Regions from separate parts of the Homo sapiens genome. Here regions 2, 3 and 4 are each linked to region 1. A link is a contact called in ENCODE Hi-C or POLR2A ChIA-PET data. All regions are on one chromosome and are shown on one strand. Each heading gives the region's core, a stretch centred on a gene start or an enhancer-like site at or near the end of the contact. The rest is flanking DNA. Distances are from core to core; before and after follow the strand shown.

Region 1 (4,407 bases), core at 847-3,346:
GAGCCATTAGTTCCAGAGAGACTCCTAGTGCACCAGGTAAGAGGCAGAGATGACACATGCTCATTATACTGTAGTGGAACCCCTAATTAATTGGTTAAACAAATGAACAAACAAACAAAAAATGGCAGATGGCCATGTCGTAAACCTACACCTTGACTTGTTAGCTGAAAGCCTGCTCATTCTGGGTTTGAACTAATGTGATTTCTCTTTTTATGTTTGATATTTTCCAACTATTTGACAAGAGAATGAGTACCAGGTTTTATCTGAGATGAATAGCACGTGGTTTTGTTGAGCCACATGCTTTAAACTTTTAGAGGCCCAGTAAAATCAGGTGGCTCTGATTTATGCTAATTGCAATATCGTTACACATAAATTCAGCTAAAACTGAAAAATTGCAGGCATTTCGGATGTATCACATGTTCACTTTAATGAATGATTTTTAAGAAAGTGGTTAGAAATTCACCTTCCAACATGTTCAGAATGGCTGGTTTCTTTTAAGCATTTGTTGTCCTGTAATGGCAATCCCTGCGGCGGGAAACATTTGACACCAAGTCAGTGCAGCTGGCTTGCACCATCGTGAATAACATTGCACCAAGTTATTAATAATTGAAGGAGCTTTTCACTTCCTGCTGAGTTTTGTGTGTAACTTATGGATTACATAATCCCAAGCTAAAATCTCAGGGAAGGTTAATTTCATCAAATGAGAAAGAGAGACATTTATATTTTAATTCTCACTCCCTGAAGTTATGTCTGTGTACCTGTTTTCATCCAGAAATATTATCAGTGGATGTATTGGTTTTCTGTCTTCATCACAGTAAACTTCCTTCTTCAGGAGTGACAGGGAGATATTTTGAATTCCTGCTTGAACCATCTTTGAGACTGTCCGGGCCACCCCACTCAACAACCATGGGGCTCTCTGAGCTTCTGTTTTTCTGTGAAATGGGTTAAGTAGGCCAGTGTTCCAATAGGGACTTGGGTCATGGACTCTGTTGGCATGCAGTCTGATTCTAGGTGGTACCGGAAACTCTGCCCCACACAGCATCAAATCAGGGGCTGTGGAATCATTCTCTTTTCTATTCTCCCTTTAATCCATGGGATCTCTTTAAGAAGAAAGTTTCCATTTGGATCCCCCTCTTTAATGCTGCTAATCTCCCTGTTTAAGAAAGAAAGAGACATTCTCAGGCTCGAAACCATTCCTCTTATGATAGTGTGGAGCTCACGTTTAACATCATTGCTTTGGTTCTAGAGTATTTCTCCCCCTCCCTAAAACTTTGATTTAAAAAATGTTCAAACTTAGGAAAAAAGGGAAAGAAAAGCACAATGAATAGCACAGACCCTTCACCTAGATTCACCAGGAATCAGCACTGTGGAGCACTTGCTTTATTTCTCACTCTCCCACTCGTGATTCTCCCCATCTGTGTTCAGAGAGGGATCATGTTCTGCTTAACTGTGGTAGTGACGTGAGTTGTAAGCCCCAAGTTATTTTTTAAAAGAAACATTCAGAACTGAATCCATTTATTAAAAGCTAAATATAGCCCACTTTACTCTTTCAAGTATACTTAGATTTACTATGAAACTGTTTGATGTTAGTTCAGTGGGTGAATTATTTTTGTATTTTACAGTAGTTCCCTCAAATGGCAAAAATTAAAAGGACCATACAACGAGACTTTCATTTTCGTTTGCTCTAATAACTATTAATAGCTAGCTGTATGATTAATTACATTTACCAAGTTTCACATTTGGTGACACCTCAAAGTAATCTTATCCCAGCCATCTTTATGCACCCAAGACACAGCCAAGAAATAGGAAGTCTGCAGAAAACAGATACGGAGGAGGCCAAACCCCAAAGCTCAGGGGCTGTGTTCACAGGCAAGCCCTGGAGGAACTCCTCTTGAAGGGCCTGTTTCCTCTGACTTGGTGCTGGGTTCCCATACGCCTCCCGATCCAGAATAGAAAGAGAAAACAAGACTGCTCAGAGTGAACAAGTCACAGCAGCAGGAAGTCGCAGGAATCGGACCACAAGTAAAAAACATGATCAGGCACCACAAACAGCCTTGCTCTGTGCTCAGGACAGTTCATTTAATCCTCACGCAGCCCCACAAGGTAGATGAGGAAGCTGAGTCTTCAAGAAGTAAAACAGCCTGCTCAAAGTCACCAGTAAGCAACACTGGGATATGAGCACAGGCGTGTGTGGCTTGCAAGCCAGGCTCTGTCTGTAAGGATTTAGGGGAGGTGGTGTGTATCTGGGATCACGGAGCACAGGACACAAGCTGGGACCCTTCTGGGTCTCACTGGGACTTCCGTGTACAAATGCACACATTGTAAGTGTTGGGGTTCATCAGGAGGCTCTCGGACATCTAGCAAAGGCTGAGTTTTGATAATGACCCTCATACATTTTGCTGGTGGACACGACAGTACGGAGTCTCTCCCCCAGCCTAAATTTAGCAAAATACCACCGGCCCTGGGGCCCCAGGAGAGCAGCTCCTTCGCCTCACTCCCTACTGCACCCTTTTCATTAGGGACTCTTTCCCTTCCCCTTTCACTTTCTATGTGGGATGCAGCTGAAGTCTCCCTGAGCCTCAAGGCCCATGAGGGTGACAGGAGAAAAGCCAGGGTAGAGATTGTCACTACTGTTATCTCACTGGTGGTCCTGACCCCACAGCCCTTCTACCAGTGCCGTATCCTCAGCGTGTGCCCGGTGAGTCATGGTGGTGGAGACCCACAGTCATTTCCCAAGCTTCATGCTCTCAGCCACGTGATTCCACCTGTGCCGCACTTCCTCAGTTTATCTGCTGTGTCCACCGTGCTGACACGGCGATAGCCACTGGGGGCCTAGCAGTAACCACACCCTGTCTCATGGAGCTAGCTCTCTAATGGGACACATGACCACACAGTTCATAATGATGGTGGGGAGTGCCCTCTATGGAGGGGATGTAAGAGTACTTACAGTTGGGGTCATCTAGGCAGGAAAAGTATGGTCATGTTCCCCAGAACTCTTAGAAATGGATCACGAGGTAGATGAGCTTACAGGAAACCGGGCCAGCATGGTGCCATAGAACAGTTCCCATCCCTGCCAAATTCTTCAGCCCTTGTGTCCAAGGTCAGATGCCTTGTCTTCCACAAAACATTCCCTGGCGTCCACCCTTCGTCCCCTTCAGCTACAAGTGACCCTCCTCTCCTGCAAGTATTCATCCTTCTGAAGGCTGGGCGCCAGGCACTAACAGACAGGCAGCTGCCTCCCAGACATAAGGAGCATGGGTCCTAACCAGGAATAAGCTTCACAGCCATTGCTGTCAGGCCAAGCCGTGGTCCAGGCACCTGCAGGCATTAATTCGTGTCCTCAGCCCCACACCCACGGGGAGCAGGTGTAGTTACTATTCCCACTTTCGCGATAAGGAAGCACAAGGAAAGTACATCGCTCAGATGTAAAGACACAAAGAAATAATCAGAGGTGTGATGAGTGCTACAGACGCCTTATAGGCATGGGTAGCAGGGACCTTGTTATAGGGAAATCACAAAGGAGGGTCGGTCTGGTGATGTAGCTAAGACCTCAAGTCTGAGAGTCAGACTTTGATTCCAGTCCCTGCTCCGCAAGTGATCAGTTGTGTGACTTTAAGTACATCACTGAACTTCTCCAGGCTTCACTTCGAGCCACTGTAAAATAAGGATGCTAATATCCACCTTACGGAGTTAAACATGGTCCTCTGCACAGACTTAGCAGAGCGCCTGGCAGGTGTTGAGTTCGGGAAGTCGTAGTTTATTGCCCTCTGGTCTGTGATGCGACCCTGGCTTGCCTCTCTGTTAGGCTGCAACATCGCTGTGGCAGTGTCTATATCCGATCCAACCCCGTGTCCCTCCCCCAGAACCCTCCCTAAGGTCATGCATTTCTGTTAGGCGCTCAGTGAGTATTTGTAGATTGCATGAACGAGGGAGGGAATGCATGAGTGAGTAGCTGTCACCACATGGCAGGTATCTTTGCTGAACACTGGTTTAGTCTTCTGACAAAAGCCTCCTAATGTAGCCGCTTCAGACGAGAGCAGGCTTTTTTCTCTGAAGTACCCAGCCAACATCGTCTGGCGGTGTCTGACTCTGTGGTGTTGGCGGGGACACGAACCAAGCACAGCTTGATTTTTATGGTTTAATGTAAGAGATGGAGCCTCCACCACTGTCGCTTCAGAAGATTGTTGTTTTGACGTCTCAGCCACACAAATGGAGTGAAACTGCCATTATAGGAGATAAGCAGGGGAGACTGAGGTGTCAGGATTTAGGACCCTGCCTTCAAAGCAGATCCACCTGTTGCCCCCACAGTTTGCGAGTGGCTCCATTGAACACAAAGGGACTGATGGTTGAATGCAGGCGGGCTGCCGGGTGCCCCCATCTGAGGACGTCTAACTGTGTCCCTTCTTT
Region 2 (4,407 bases), core at 803-3,302, 550 kb before region 1:
GAGATTTGTGTACTTGGTAATGTTTTTAAAAAACAGCTGGGGATTGTCTGGGCAACGCTGGAGGCCAGCTTCTGTGCAATCGCACGGGCCTGCTGAGCTTGTCCCTCTCCTCCTGCTGTCCCCAGAGGGGCAAACAAGCTTCTTTCTTATTCAACCTATGTCTTCCTGAACTCTGTTTCTCTCTGACGTGGCTGGAGAGACTAAGACAGTTCTCATTAAGAAGACTACATAAGCAAGGCCTAAATTATGTGCTACAAATCCTGCAAGAGTGTCATGAAAATGGAGGTTGCTCAGGACTGGAGGAGCCGCGGAAGGCTTTTTATGGGAGATGGGACTTCATTTTGGCCTTGAAAAGCAGCAGAGCTTAGTAGGTAGAAAAGAGAAAGAAGGGCATCCCGGCAGGGGGGTACACATTGAGCAAACGGCACAGAGGTGAGACCTGACGTGCACTTTTATGGCACAAAGTGAAGACTGTCTTAGCTTAAGGGAAGAATCCCAGCCCAGAAGGCTGACAGTCGGTCACCCTGGGTCTGAAATTTGGGTCATGGTCTTAAGCCATCTACCCCTCTGCTGCTTGGTTCAGCTTCTTTCTGATTCTCTGCCTAATTCCCCCCTCAGACTGGCTTTCCATCAAGCTGTGTCGGGCTCCAGACCATCCTCCTAATTAATACATGCCAGGTCCCATGAGTTGACAAGCTTTCAATACAAAGAAATAAATGATATAAGCCAGGATGAAAAGCAGAACAAAATAAAGATAGCAGGGGGTGTTTGGAGTGAACAACATCATGAAACGGGCCAATTTCAGAGACTTTTTGGAAAAGCGGAAACCTGATGTGTTAATTAGGAGTCTATTTCCATAATAAGACTGCTCAGAGGAAGGTAATAGAAGAAACAAAGGGGCAGTGGCAGGGACTGGTCAGGCAGGATGGAAGTTACAGCTTAAGGAGAGGGGAGAGGGCTTATTATTGTCTGTTGTCTTCTGTATCTCTGGGGTCTGCTGGCTCCATAAGACAGGGGGCTGCCCCTTCTTTGTTTTGTAAAGCACCGTGAATAAAGAGCTTCGGGTATAAATAACAATGTGGTTTCTGGCCCCAAGACCCGATTCAACAGGAAGTACTGCAGCCTTACCAGCTCCAGCTGGTGGTAGATTTTGACTTTTCAGGGCATACTCTATTCAGAGGAACTGTCTGCTGCTGAGATGAGCCAATATAGTGGTTCAAAACAAGAGGAAGTGTGGCAAGGAAGTGAGGTGCCAATGCACCCGCAGTGAGGGAAGGGCACTTGTGAAGCCGGAAGCCTTCATCTGGCCTCAAGCAGCTAGGTTTGGGGGATTCGAGCAAGGGTGCTGGAATCAGGTAGATGTGGGATCTAACCCCCAGCTCTGCCGCCTGCTGGCTCTGTGGTTAGGCCTTCCAACTGGTATGCTGAGCTGAGAAAAGACAGTGTATCTTCTCCACTACTGCCAGATTGATTTTTCAAAAGCACAGCTTTGAGCATCTCTTCCTGCTGTTTGGAGATGGCAGTGGCTCCCAACTGCCTAGCAGAAGCCAGTCCACTGTGGGGTTGGCCAAGTTCTGCACTTCAGGGACTTTGACTGAGAGGGTGAACCCTCCTAAACCTCGTGTTCTTCTTCATGAAGCAAGGATGATAATAGGCACTGTATTGTTGGGCCACTGTGAAAGTTAAAGGAGATAATTCACGTAAAGCATGTGGCACATCATAAGTGCCCCACTAACAAGAATCTTCACGACTGGTTAAGAAACTGCTTGAGTGCAAAGCCCCATTCTTCCTTTACCAGATGTGACCTTGGGTACATTTCTTAATTTCCCCATTGTATTAGTCCGTTCTCACATTGCTGCAAAGACACTACCCCAGAATGGGTAATTTATAAAGGAAAGAGGCTTAATTGACTCAAGTTCAGTGTGGCTGGGGAGGCCTCAGGAAACTCACAACCATGGAGGAAGGGGAAGCAAACACGGCAGGAAGGAGAATGAAAGCCAAGCAAAAGGGGTTTCCCCTTATAAAACCATCAGATCTCGTGAGACTTATTCACTACCACGAGAACAGTTGGGGGAAACCACCCCCATGATTCAATTATCTCCCACCAGGTCCCTCCCACCACAAATGGGAATTACGGGAGCTACAATTCAAGATGAGATTTGGATATGGACACAGCGAGACCTTATCACCCATCCTCAAACGCTCACCTGTAAAACAAGGTTGTTGAGAGGATTCGATGAACTGATGTATCTAAAGCATCTTGACCAGTACTTAGTGCTCAATAATTTTAGTTTTATGACATCATCATCATCATTATCACTGCTTCCTCCATCACCATCATGATGATCATTTAGATCTGGGAGAAAAAAAAGAAATAAATTGGGAATATACTTATTGAAATGAGTCCCTGAAGTTGCTCTGGGGGTCTAGGAGTGGAGAAGGGGGCTGAACGCCTCCATCCCTCCTCTCCACAGATACTTCTGGTAGGGCCTGGGGTAGTTGGGACCAGTGAGGGCTTCAGGGACTGGGTGTGCCTGTTGCATCTGGCTGTTTTCTCCTGGCTTCTGGATCTAATGCTGGGCACCTGTTCAACCCAGGCCAACTGGAAGGTGGGGGTCAATCTTGCTGAATGAGACTATGGTGGTTGTGGTTGTTAGATAGAGGACACGTGCTTCCTCTTTCTGCTGTCATGAGAGTCCCTCAGGGAAAGTTCATGACGAGGTGAAATGTTACTCTGGTCTCCTGTTTTTCTTTTTCTTTTTTTTTTTTTTTTGGAGATGGAGTTTTGCTTTTGTCGCCCAGGCTGGAGTGCAATGGCGCAATCTCGGCTCATAGCAACCTCCGCCTCCCGGGTTCAAGCCATTCTCCTGCCTCAGCCTCCGGAGTAGTTGGGATTACAGGCATGTGCCACCACGCCCGGCTAATTTTGTATTTTTAGTAGAGACGGGGTTTCTCCACGTTGGTCAGGCTGGTCTCGAACTCTGGACCTCAGATGATCCGCCCACCTCGGCCTCCCAAAGTGCTGGGATTACAGCATGAGCCACCGCGCCTCGCCTGTCTCCTGTTTTTCTATCTGAAGGTAATGACCACTTCACCCATTTTGTGTGATGTTGGCAAGGCTGCCAACAGTGTGACCCCACCCCATTGCTGCGATATAATGCAACCCAAGCAAAGTGAATCAAAATCATTATAGGGAGTTTGCTTGAGAGCTAAGGGTAGGGGTAGGGGTGGAGGGAAGTGTCCTTCTCCCTTGCCCTAGGATGCAGAGATCTAAAGAACACAGGAGGCTGAAGATGCCAGACAGGGGTCCTTGCAGCCGTGTTGGAGAGATTGGAGAGATTCTGCTTGAGAGTGAAGTCAATCAAAGTCAAAAGACAGAGCCCTCTTATCATTGTTTGAGCCACTTGATACAGCTATGCCTGAAGGTGGTCACCCCCAGACTTCCCAGGTACATGAACCAATTAACTCCATAAAGCTGATTGAGTTGGATTTTTGTCACTTGTACTAATGAGTACAGTGCCTTTATTTGCAACTGTGAGAAATTTGCTTCATATGCTTTAAACTCATTTGTGTTAGGAATAATTAGGTTTTTTAAATTTGTGGAGGGGCTATCTAGGAGTGGGGAATAGAAAACTGAGATGCAACAGAAGGCAGAGAAGAAGCTGATGCTTTGCACTGAAGCCTTGGAAAAGATCAAGGAAGCTGAGAGCTGGTAGCCAAGGGCCATGGAACAGCCAGCTGTGTTGATGGAAGGGAAGAAACAGGGTCACCTGTGGGAGGAGCAGGCAGCACAGGCAAAGACATTAGGCTATAGTGTTTATGGATAAGGACCTATATAACCTTCTATGTGGTGGCACAAATTTGGCAAATCACTACTCAGCTATATTAAGCCAATTCGATAAAAATTACTCAAAGCATCTCAATCAAAAAGGCAATGTCAACTTGGAGTCACACAGCCCTGGGCTTAGGGCCAGCTTTGGGACAATCTAGTTGAGTGACATTAAGAGAATTATTTGACATCTCTGATCCTCAGTTCCATTTCTGCACCATAGGGATAATAATGCCTTCCTCACATAATAGGTGATGATGGTACTGTTTTATTCAAGCTCTTCCACACCTCTGGGACCACAATAGAAAAATGAGAAGCAAGACAACCAACAACTCCATTCCAAAAAGTACAAAGCACATGCAATATGTGCACGAAGAATCAGACATAGAAGGAAAAACAGGGCCAGGCACAGGGGCTCGCACCTGTAATCCCAACACTTTGGGAGGCTGAGGGGGGTGGTTCACTTGAGTCCAGGAGTTCAAAACCAGCCTGGGCAACATAGGGAGACCCCATCTCTACAAAAAAAATTCAAAAATTTAGCTGGACATGGTGGTGCACGCCAGGAGTCCCAGCTACTA
Region 3 (4,407 bases), core at 1,085-3,584, 540 kb before region 1:
TGGCGCCACTGCACTCCAGCCTGGCAACAGAGTGAGACTCTGTCTCAAAAAAAAAAAAATGGGGGGCTAGTTGAGGTTGAGGAGAATCTAGAATGGATGATAGGGAAGAAAGATTATGGTATAATTTGACTGTGTCTCCACCCAAATCTCATCTTGAATTGTAGTTCCCATAATCTCCAAGTATCACAGGAGGGACCCCGTGGGAGGTAACTGAATCATGGGCGTGGTTTCCCCCATGCTATTCAAGTGATAGTGAGTGAGTTCTCATGAGATCTGATGATTTTATAAGGGGCTTGCCCCTTCACTCAGCTTTCATTCTTCTTCCAGCAGCCATGTGAAGAAGGATGTCTTTGCTTCCCCTTCCACCATGATTGTAAGTTTCCTGAGGCTTCCCCAGCCATGCTGAACTGTGAGTCAATTAAACCTCTTCATAAATTACCCAGTCTCAGGTTAGCACCATGAGAAGGAACTAATACAGATGATGAATATGTTATTGTCTTAGGACCAGCTGCAGCAGCAAGGGCTATCTATGGTCTGTCTTTTTTGAATAAGCTGTGACATGATGAAGTGAAACTGACGTGAGAAGCATGTTGATATCGTTTGGATTTGTGTCCACACCCAAATCCCATGTGGATTTGTAATCCCCAGTGTTGGAGGTGGGGGCCTGGTGGGAGGTAACTGGATTATGGGAATAGATTTCCCCTTTGGTGCTGTTCTCATGAGTGAGTTATGGCAAGATCTGGTTGCTTAAAAGTGTGTAGCATCTCCCCTTCTCTTCCTTGGTCCTGCCCTGGCCATGTAGGATGTACCTGCTTCTCTTTCACTTCCCACCATGATTGAAGGTTTCTTGAGATCTCCCCAGAAGCTAAGCAGAGGCCACCATACTTCCTGTACAGCCTGCAGAGCCATGAGCCAATTAAACCTCTTTTCTCTGTAAATTTTGCAGCCTCAGGTATTTCTTTATAGCAGCCTGAGAACGAACTAATGCACATGTGGATCTAAGTGGTGCAGGGGGTGGACTGTCATGGGTGTTGTTGGTGCTCTGCCCAGATCCCTTCATATCCCCCTTTCCAGTTCATTGCCCCTAGCCCCAGCTTCTAAGTGGTTTACTCCTAAAGGTTCATACCCCTTCCTTCAGAGAACTTCCTTCCCTTAATCTATAGGAGCCACTTCACTGCAGAAGAGGTATTAAGCACCTAGACTCACTTAACGCGTCTAAATTAAGTGCCTAGACTCACCCAGACTCACCTCAGAACCAGAAGTGCTAGGTATTTTTGTCCCCCCACCCTTTCCAGGAAAGACTATAGCCAGTGACTAATTGGTGCAGGGTTATGAAAACCCCAGCTCCCTTGCCTCAAGTTGGGATAAATTCTAATTTATGCTCCAGAACTAGCTGGGGATCTTGCTGGGGCTGGAACTTCACCTTAAATTGCTCCCTTGCTTGGCTGCTTCTTTCCTATTCTGCTTCCCTTTCTAGTTTCTCCTGGAAGCTCTTCCTTAATAAATTGCTTGCACGCAAATCCTTGGCAACCCAAGACAGTTCCCTAGTAGAAAATACACTCTCGAGCTTCAAGTCAGTGACAAGGAAATAAAGAAAAAAAAAAAAAAAAAAAAACACTTAGTGAACAGCTATGGTTTACAAGAAAAAAAAAAAAAAATGTTAAAGCCCAGAATGGAGTACCTACCATGAGTCAATTGTCTTTGGTTTGGATTTTCATTTCCTAAGAATTTGATGATCATAAGTGGTTATTCTGGTAGTACATTACAGAGTGGGACATCTGTAAATTATCAATGATACATCAACATAAACCGTATGCCCCAGATTTTTTGGACAACCTTGATTTCAAGTTTTTAATCCCCTTGTCAGACCATGTTCCAGACAGTGTGTCCTGGCTGGTGTGGGTGTTTGGACAGCAAAGGGGGATGCTGGGCTAGCCAAGAGGCAGCTGAGAGGACGAACTTGAGCATTATAAAAAGGCAGACACTTGAAGTTAATAAGCACAACTGGACTTCAAGTCCTGGCTCCACCCCAACCAGCTGTAGGCCACATTTTATTCCTGTTAAAATGAAGTTCCCAGCTCCCACCTCACAGGATTGAAAATGAGGTGATGTATACAAAACGCTTAGCATTGCTCCTGGATTTCGTGAAGTTCAAGAGATGGTTCCTTTGGAGGGGAAGAAGAGTGGGTGAAGAACCCTCCAGTGGAGTTTGGGGACTTCATTGTCCTAATAGAGCCGGCAGGGGATGGGGGACCAGAGGTCGAGAGCCCACGTTGAAGCGTTGCATTCATCTAAATTTGCTGAGCGCCGTCTCCCTCCCAGGGCGCGGGACTCAATACTTGTACGCCAAGGGGGAAAAGGCCGTCAACTCGACCTGGAAGGGACGGCGCAACGCAGAATGAGCCGCGAGGCCCCGGGCCACCACGTGGCTTCCCGATGGCCTCCCCCGACCCTCCCCCACTCCGGCCCCGCAGGGGAAGTAGGTGAAGGGTGGAAGCCGAGAGACCGCGCCGCGGAGGCGGCCCGCCGCCGGTTTCCTAGCAACGCCCGCCCCGCCCCGCCCCGCTGGCGCGCCGGCGCCGGGAAGCGGGGGGGGGGCGGACCGCCGTTGCCATGGCAGCGCGGCGGCCGCGCCCGACGCCGCCGGCGCCTGCGGGAAACGCGGGCCAGGGGCCCAGAGTGGGCTGCCAGGTGGCGTCCCTGCCTAGCTCCCACTCCGGGATGGACCAGACCTCGCGCCCGGGGGTGTCAGTGGAGAAACCGAGTCGCCCCGAAAGGTGGCAGGGCCGCAAGGCCGGTCGGCCCCACTCACTCCCCCGCCGACTGGGGCGACTGAGAGCTTGGAGACTTTCCAGTTTGTCTGGTGGGGTCTGAGTTGGTCTTCGGGGCCGGAGTAGGCCAAGGGAATTTTTTTGATTTTGGAATCTCTTCGGACCTTTTTTCCACACCTAGTCAAGACTGCACGCGTGTGCACACACGCATACGCACGTCTGCAGCCTGATGTCCCATCCTTTTACCCTAGGTGTTGTCACCTGAAGGTTCTTTAATCTCGGAAAGAGAATATGCAAAAGATAGCAGCTGCCAAAAGCTGCCTTTTAAAACGACTTTGAAAATCAGTGTTATTTCCCGAGGGCCATTTAAACGGAAAACCTCCGTGCCTGGAAGGGTGTTCTAGATTCTGGACTCAAATTTGCATTATTCTAAATCACTTTTTGCAGTGAGCTGCGATTGGAGAATTCAGTTGTGGAGTATTAAATTTAACCGTACACCCATTTAGCTAGTGTAATGATCGCTTGGCCAAAAGACCCACTCACAAAGACAAAGCCACACGCTTCTCAGTCGTTCTCTGGCTTGAGTGTTTTTAATAGAGGCGGAGTCAGTCACATGTTTGTGAGTTTAATCAAATTGACAAGGGCTCTGAGCGAGAAAAGCTTACTGTCTAATTCGAAGGCAACATTAGGTACATAGAGATGCATTCTCTTTGGACTTATTTGAATCAGAGCTTTTCAAATGGAATCCTCTCCTGCACATATTTTTCTCGATCTGCTGCAACTGGAAAATTTAAATCAAAATCTTATTTCTTATATTCATTTTGATGGTAAATGTGCTGGTAAATGTGTCTGCGCTGAGATTCTGCATTTTCTTGATCAACAAGGAAATGCGCAGCAATCACTGTGAATTGAGCACCTTGCTGATTGAGCAACACTTAAACCTAGAGGCATGAACGACCATAATCTTGGGATGAGAATCCCCTGTAGTATATTTCAAAAGCATATTCACAGCTAACCTTTTTCCACTCCAAAGGATCATTCACTTGGAACTTTTTTATTCTTCATCTTGCCAGACTATTTAATTTCTTCTAAAACCACTTTGACACACTTTTTAGTTTGAAAACGTGATTGTGTTTGGACAAGTGATCATATAAAATTAATTTATACACACACACACACACACACACACATATACACAATGTCCTCTTAATCTTAGATCATTTTTTCCCAGTATCAAAACAGAACCTTTAATTTGCATGGTGGAGGGTAGAAGATAAATTCAGAAAGCTAAACCAAAAGTCTGAACAGAATAGTTTTATGTTTAGCACTATGGAGGGAAAAAAACGATGAAACTGTGTATACCTAATGACTTTGTGTGCAAAGGGCAAATCATTAAATTAATTTGCTGTACATTTGGTAGTTAAAATGTACCAAATGTATGGGCCCAATGGCTCATACCTGTAATCTCAGCGTTTTGGGAGGCTGACGCAGGCAGACTGCTTGAGCCAAGGGGTTCGAGAGCAGCCTAGACAACATGGTGAAACCCCGTCTCTACAAAAAATACAAAAATTAGCCGGGTATGGTGGCATATGCCTGTAGTCCCAGCTACTTGGGAGGCTGAGGTGGGAGAATCAGT
Region 4 (4,407 bases), core at 602-3,101, 520 kb before region 1:
TTTAGTGTGTCTCATTTTCCTCCCTCATGTTCAGCGACCTGTGATGCCCCCATTGCTGTGAGGATGAGATTGCCAACATCTTCTGAAGAGAAGCCTTTCAAAGGAGCTTCTAACTTCTGAGGCCACCAAGATGCTGTTGATGGTCACAATGGCAGACATACATTGTCCCCTCGTATGTCTTCTTTGATCCGACTTCTGGTTGGACTGTCCAGCTGCTTAAAACACTATATTAGTGCCATGTCCATATGGACTCCAAAAATAACCCAAAGAGAGAAGGAAACCATTCTACCAGCAAGGGAACCATGAGACCTTGGGTACTGGATACCCAATGGACAGGCTACTGATGGAAAGATTTTGTCCATTTGGGCCTCTTCCCTTAAGACTCAGGGATGTGGCCAAAAGCCAGGTAGTCTCAATCTGTCTCATCTACTCTGACCTGAAGCACTGAATTGGCAATGATCTTATATGTCTCATTTCCCTCACAATTTCTGCTTCCCAAAAGTCACATCAACTTCTACCAGGCGTACCCCACAGAGACCTCCAGGCATTCTGAGACAAGGCCTCTCCTAAGGACATTTTTCAGGTTTCATGACACACTATCATAACACTTAATACACTCAGTGTATCAACCCTAGATTTTATTTTATTTTATTATTTATTAATTTTTGGAGACAGAGTCTCTGTTCCCCAGGCTGGAGTGCAGTGGCATGATCATAGCTCACTGCAGCCTCAAACTCCTGGACTCAAGTGATCTTCCTGCTCCAGCCTCCCAAGTAGCTGGGACTACAGATGTGCACCACCACGCCTGGCTAATTTTTAAAAACTTTATTTAAAGACAGAGTCTCACTATGTTGTACAGGCTGGTCTCAAACTCCTGGCTGGCCTCAAGCCATCCTCTCGCCTTGGCCTCCCAAAGTGCTGGGATTACAGGCGTGAGCCACCACGCCCAGCCTGTTTGCTAGATTTTAAATTCCTTTAAGAAAGTTCTCATGTCTTGTTTATCATTGTGTCTCTCTTTCTCACTTGCCGTGGTCTCCCATCCCCCAGTACCTAGCCCAGGCTTGCACATTCTAGTTGCTTAATAAATATTTGTTGTATGGATTGGCAAATCCACAGTTGAGAAGTTATTAAGGGAGAACAGGTTCAGCAGTGATCCAGAGTCCCCACAGAAACGCAAGAGGGAGAGTGGGAAAAGGGGAAGGCAGGGAGCAAAGGCCAGGGCTGAGGAGACGCCTCTTCTTCTACTTGACAGCTGTGTCTGTCTGAATGTTTTTCTCATTCTTCTTGTTCCTAGGGATGAAAAGGAAGGAAGGAAGTGGTAGATTTGTGCCTTACAGGGCTTCTGCAAAAATTGATACTTTCTGTTTCCAAATTATTTCCTTTCTATTTTTGTGTAGGTCTTACAAAGAGAAAAGGAAGTAAAGAGGAGAGAAATAACCTGAAACTTACAGCTGAGGAGAGGTCAGTGTGAATTAGCCTCATATGTTGGCCAGATTTTTGGACTACCTAATGTCATTCCACTTTCCCAATGTCAGGGAGCAAAGCTTTTACTCCACTCATAGAGCCACATATTTTTCCTTAGGCTGAATATTTAAAAAAAATAAATTTGTCTGGAATGGTAGCTATTTTTTGAGTTTTATGTTTGCATGCACAGTCATTCTGTTCTAGTAGACACAGTTTACCACCATTATGCAATAAGTCTTTCACTTCTTCAGAAACATATAGTCTATTTTTACAGTTCCCACTCTCTGCGGTGAATGCAAAAGTCCCAGAAGGAGCGTGCAGAGAAAGCAAGGATTTATGTACCAGCCACGCTCCCTCTCAGGGGTTCACAGTGTGCTTCCTACGTGGTGGTTTTGCAGGTGACGTGGGTGGTGGAAACTTCCTTAACTTATGCTCGATCTGAGTCTTCTCATCAGAACATGACCTTTGTCTCCTTAACCCAGAAGATGCCAATGAAGTGGGTATCCTCCAAGTGAAGGCTTGGAGGTTTGGAAGAAAAAATGAATTTCTTCCTCCCTTCACTTTTTTTTTTTTTTTTAATGTTGAAAACAAACCCTTTTTTTCCCACTGGCTGCAGCAGTTGCCCTCAATGAGATGCCTTGGTGACAGCTTCAGAAGCCAAGCCTACCTCTGAGAAATGGGCAAAAAAAAAAAAAAAAAATACATTTTCAACCTTGAGTGTATTTGAATTATTGTGTTGCTTTTTTTAAAGCTCCTTGAGAAACTGAAGACCAGAAATTAAAATAATGAAATCTGAGTCCTGTCCAGGCTTAGCCATCCTTCTGATTTACAGGGGCTGCTTATACCTTAATCTATGCCTTATGGCTCTCCATCTGAAAAAAGGTGCTGGATTTCAAGGTGGGTAGTGATCTGACATAAATTTTCAAGCACAATACTGTTCTTTTTCTGGCTGGGGCTGGAAGGAGGACATATATATTGGAAGCAGGACTAAAAATTTGACCCGTGTTTCTCACAGAATTCCAGAGCACCTTCTCAACACTGTCATAATCCTATCTACCCAAGGGAGAAGGTTTGAGGGAAATAGAGACTGTGCTTGAGATTCAGATTTACAGCTCATGGTTTCAAATATTTGGGTGTGTTGTCCTCTCTGCCTATACAACACGTTGGGCATTTGTTATGCATTTTCCTGGCATTCTAACCCTCAGTGTAGATGAAGAGATTGCATTATGAAATTTGTCTTATGAGCTGTGCAAAATTGAGCTGCGTTTGTAGCTTGCCCATCTCTTTTGATTCCCTATACTCTTCTGCCTTCTCCAGCACCTGATTCAGAATACAGTCCTCCCACCTCAACCTCCGAAGTAGCTGTGTGTTACCTTATGGCACATCTCAGTTCAGACTACCCACATTTCGAGGGTTAAATACCAGCATGTGTCCAGTGGCTACCTGGATGGACAGCATAAATATAGAACATTTTGATCACTATAGATAGAAAGTTCTATTGGACATGATCTAGCCCAGTGATACCTAATAAGAATATAGTGTGTGCCACACATGTAATTTTTTTTTTTCTTTTGAGACGAGGTGTCACTCTGTTGCCCAGGCTGGAGTGCAGTGGCACAGTCTCAACTCACTGCAGCCTTAACCTTCTGGGCTCAAGTGACCCTCCCACCTAACCTCCCAAGTAGCTGGGACTATAGGCGCATGCCACCGTGCCTGGCTAATTTTTGTATTTTTTTTTGTAGATATGGGGTTTTCCTATGTTGCCCAGAGCTGTGCACATGTAATTTAAAATTTTCTAGGAGCCACATTAAAAACTAGTGAAGAGAGGCCAGGCGAGGTGGCTCATGCCTGTAATCCCAGCACTTTGGGAGGCCAAGATGAGTGGGTCACTTGAGGTCAGGAGTTCGAGACCAGCCTGGCCAACATGGTGAAACCCCGTCTCTACTAAAAATACAAAAAATTAGCCAGATGTGGCGGCGTCCACCTGTAATCCCAGCTACTCAGGAGGCTGAAGTAGGAGGATCGCTTGAACCTGGGAGGCAGAAGTTGCAGTGAGCCGAGATTGTGCCACTGCACTCCAGCCTGGGCAACAGAGGAAGACTCCATCTCAAAAAAAAAAAAAAGTAGAGATAACAAGTGAAATTAATTTTCATAATGTATATTATTTAATAATTAATATATACAAAAGATGATCATTTCAACAGGTAATCAATACGAACATGTTAATATGATATTTTACATTCTTTTTTTTTTCTTAAGTCTTGGAAATCCAGTGTGTATTTTACCTTACAGCATATCTCAATTCAGACTACCTGCATTTCAAGGGTTACGTAGCAGCATGTGTCTAGCGGCATGAACAAAGAACATTTTGATTCCTGTTGGACAGCACATATCTATCCCATTCATGAGAATTTTTACATAGAAATTTGTCTTTCTGAAGAAGGCATCACCTGTCATCTTAACTTTCCAAAGAGCCTTAGGCAGTATCTTTCTAGTCAGCAGAATAACAAGAAAGCCCATTTCTAACTATTTGGAACTGTTTTTCCTTAAGGCTCAATCTGTACTAAAGTCCCTGGTAAGCAAAGAAAACAGAGCCAAATGCTTTCTGCATTCCGCAGCTTATCTGTTCGCTAGAGGCTCTGGGATGCCTCTCTGTACTCCCTTGGGAAGCTTTCTACTGGTATCAAAGTTAATTTGTATATCATTCCTTAAAGTTCCCAAACCTCATTTAAAAAGGGCTTACCTTCTCTCCACCCTCAAAACTGCTCAAAGAAGTGGTGCACTGGTAAAGTGTTTAGTAATCAGCTCTCTGGAGGAAGAAGCCCTGATTTGTATCATTTGCCTATTTCTGTGGTGTAAATACTCCTGCCACAGCCAGTGATTTCAAGTTACCAAGGTGAAGTCACTGAACAAGGCAGTGGGAAGAGCAGCTTGCAATCTGGT

The links. Hi-C counts contacts between places; a loop is a spot of excess contacts on that map. ChIA-PET counts read pairs that join two places held with the same protein, here RNA polymerase II (POLR2A). Pooled maps may share reads with other maps.
Region 2: a pooled map shows a loop between it and region 1 (2.7-fold over the local background). The contact joins two enhancer-like sites. A Hi-C loop is called at or near these places in 2 of 168 maps with a recorded cell type or tissue (CD4-positive, alpha-beta memory T cell and naive thymus-derived CD4-positive, alpha-beta T cell) and 10 of 50 pooled maps. POLR2A ChIA-PET finds 5 or more read pairs at or near these places in 1 of 52 experiments (activated CD4-positive, alpha-beta memory T cell).
Region 3: a loop to region 1 is called in a pooled map, with 8 times the contacts of the local background. The contact joins two enhancer-like sites. A Hi-C loop is called at or near these places in 7 of 50 pooled maps. POLR2A ChIA-PET finds 5 or more read pairs at or near these places in 2 of 52 experiments (OCI-LY7 and activated T-cell).
Region 4: a loop to region 1 is called in a pooled map, with 5 times the contacts of the local background. The contact joins two enhancer-like sites. A Hi-C loop is called at or near these places in 1 of 168 maps with a recorded cell type or tissue (naive thymus-derived CD4-positive, alpha-beta T cell), 2 of 37 single-sample maps with no recorded cell type and 6 of 50 pooled maps. POLR2A ChIA-PET finds 5 or more read pairs at or near these places in 1 of 52 experiments (OCI-LY7).

The regions. Positions count from the first base shown.
Region 1 is chr14:89,163,005-89,167,411 of GRCh38, reverse strand. The region is part of intron 5 of FOXN3 (forkhead box N3); the gene reads left to right. Among named protein-coding and RNA genes, the nearest start is that of FOXN3-AS3, 190 kb to the left of the region's middle. RefSeq lists enhancers at 1,866-1,995, 2,196-2,245, 1,490-2,421. Within about 2 kb of position 2,096, at least 9 of the 41 ENCODE cell types and tissues checked have a DNase peak (open chromatin) inside an H3K27ac peak, as active enhancers do.
Region 2 is chr14:89,717,801-89,722,207 of GRCh38, reverse strand. No RefSeq gene overlaps it. Among named protein-coding and RNA genes, the nearest start is that of FOXN3-AS2, 140 kb to the right of the region's middle. Within about 2 kb of position 2,052, at least 14 of the 41 ENCODE cell types and tissues checked have a DNase peak (open chromatin) inside an H3K27ac peak, as active enhancers do.
Region 3 is chr14:89,699,863-89,704,269 of GRCh38, reverse strand. No RefSeq gene overlaps it. Among named protein-coding and RNA genes, the nearest start is that of FOXN3-AS2, 130 kb to the right of the region's middle. RefSeq lists a silencer at 2,546-2,605. Within about 2 kb of position 2,334, at least 26 of the 41 ENCODE cell types and tissues checked have a DNase peak (open chromatin) inside an H3K27ac peak, as active enhancers do.
Region 4 is chr14:89,678,600-89,683,006 of GRCh38, reverse strand. No RefSeq gene overlaps it. Among named protein-coding and RNA genes, the nearest start is that of FOXN3-AS2, 100 kb to the right of the region's middle. Within about 2 kb of position 1,851, at least 8 of the 41 ENCODE cell types and tissues checked have a DNase peak (open chromatin) inside an H3K27ac peak, as active enhancers do.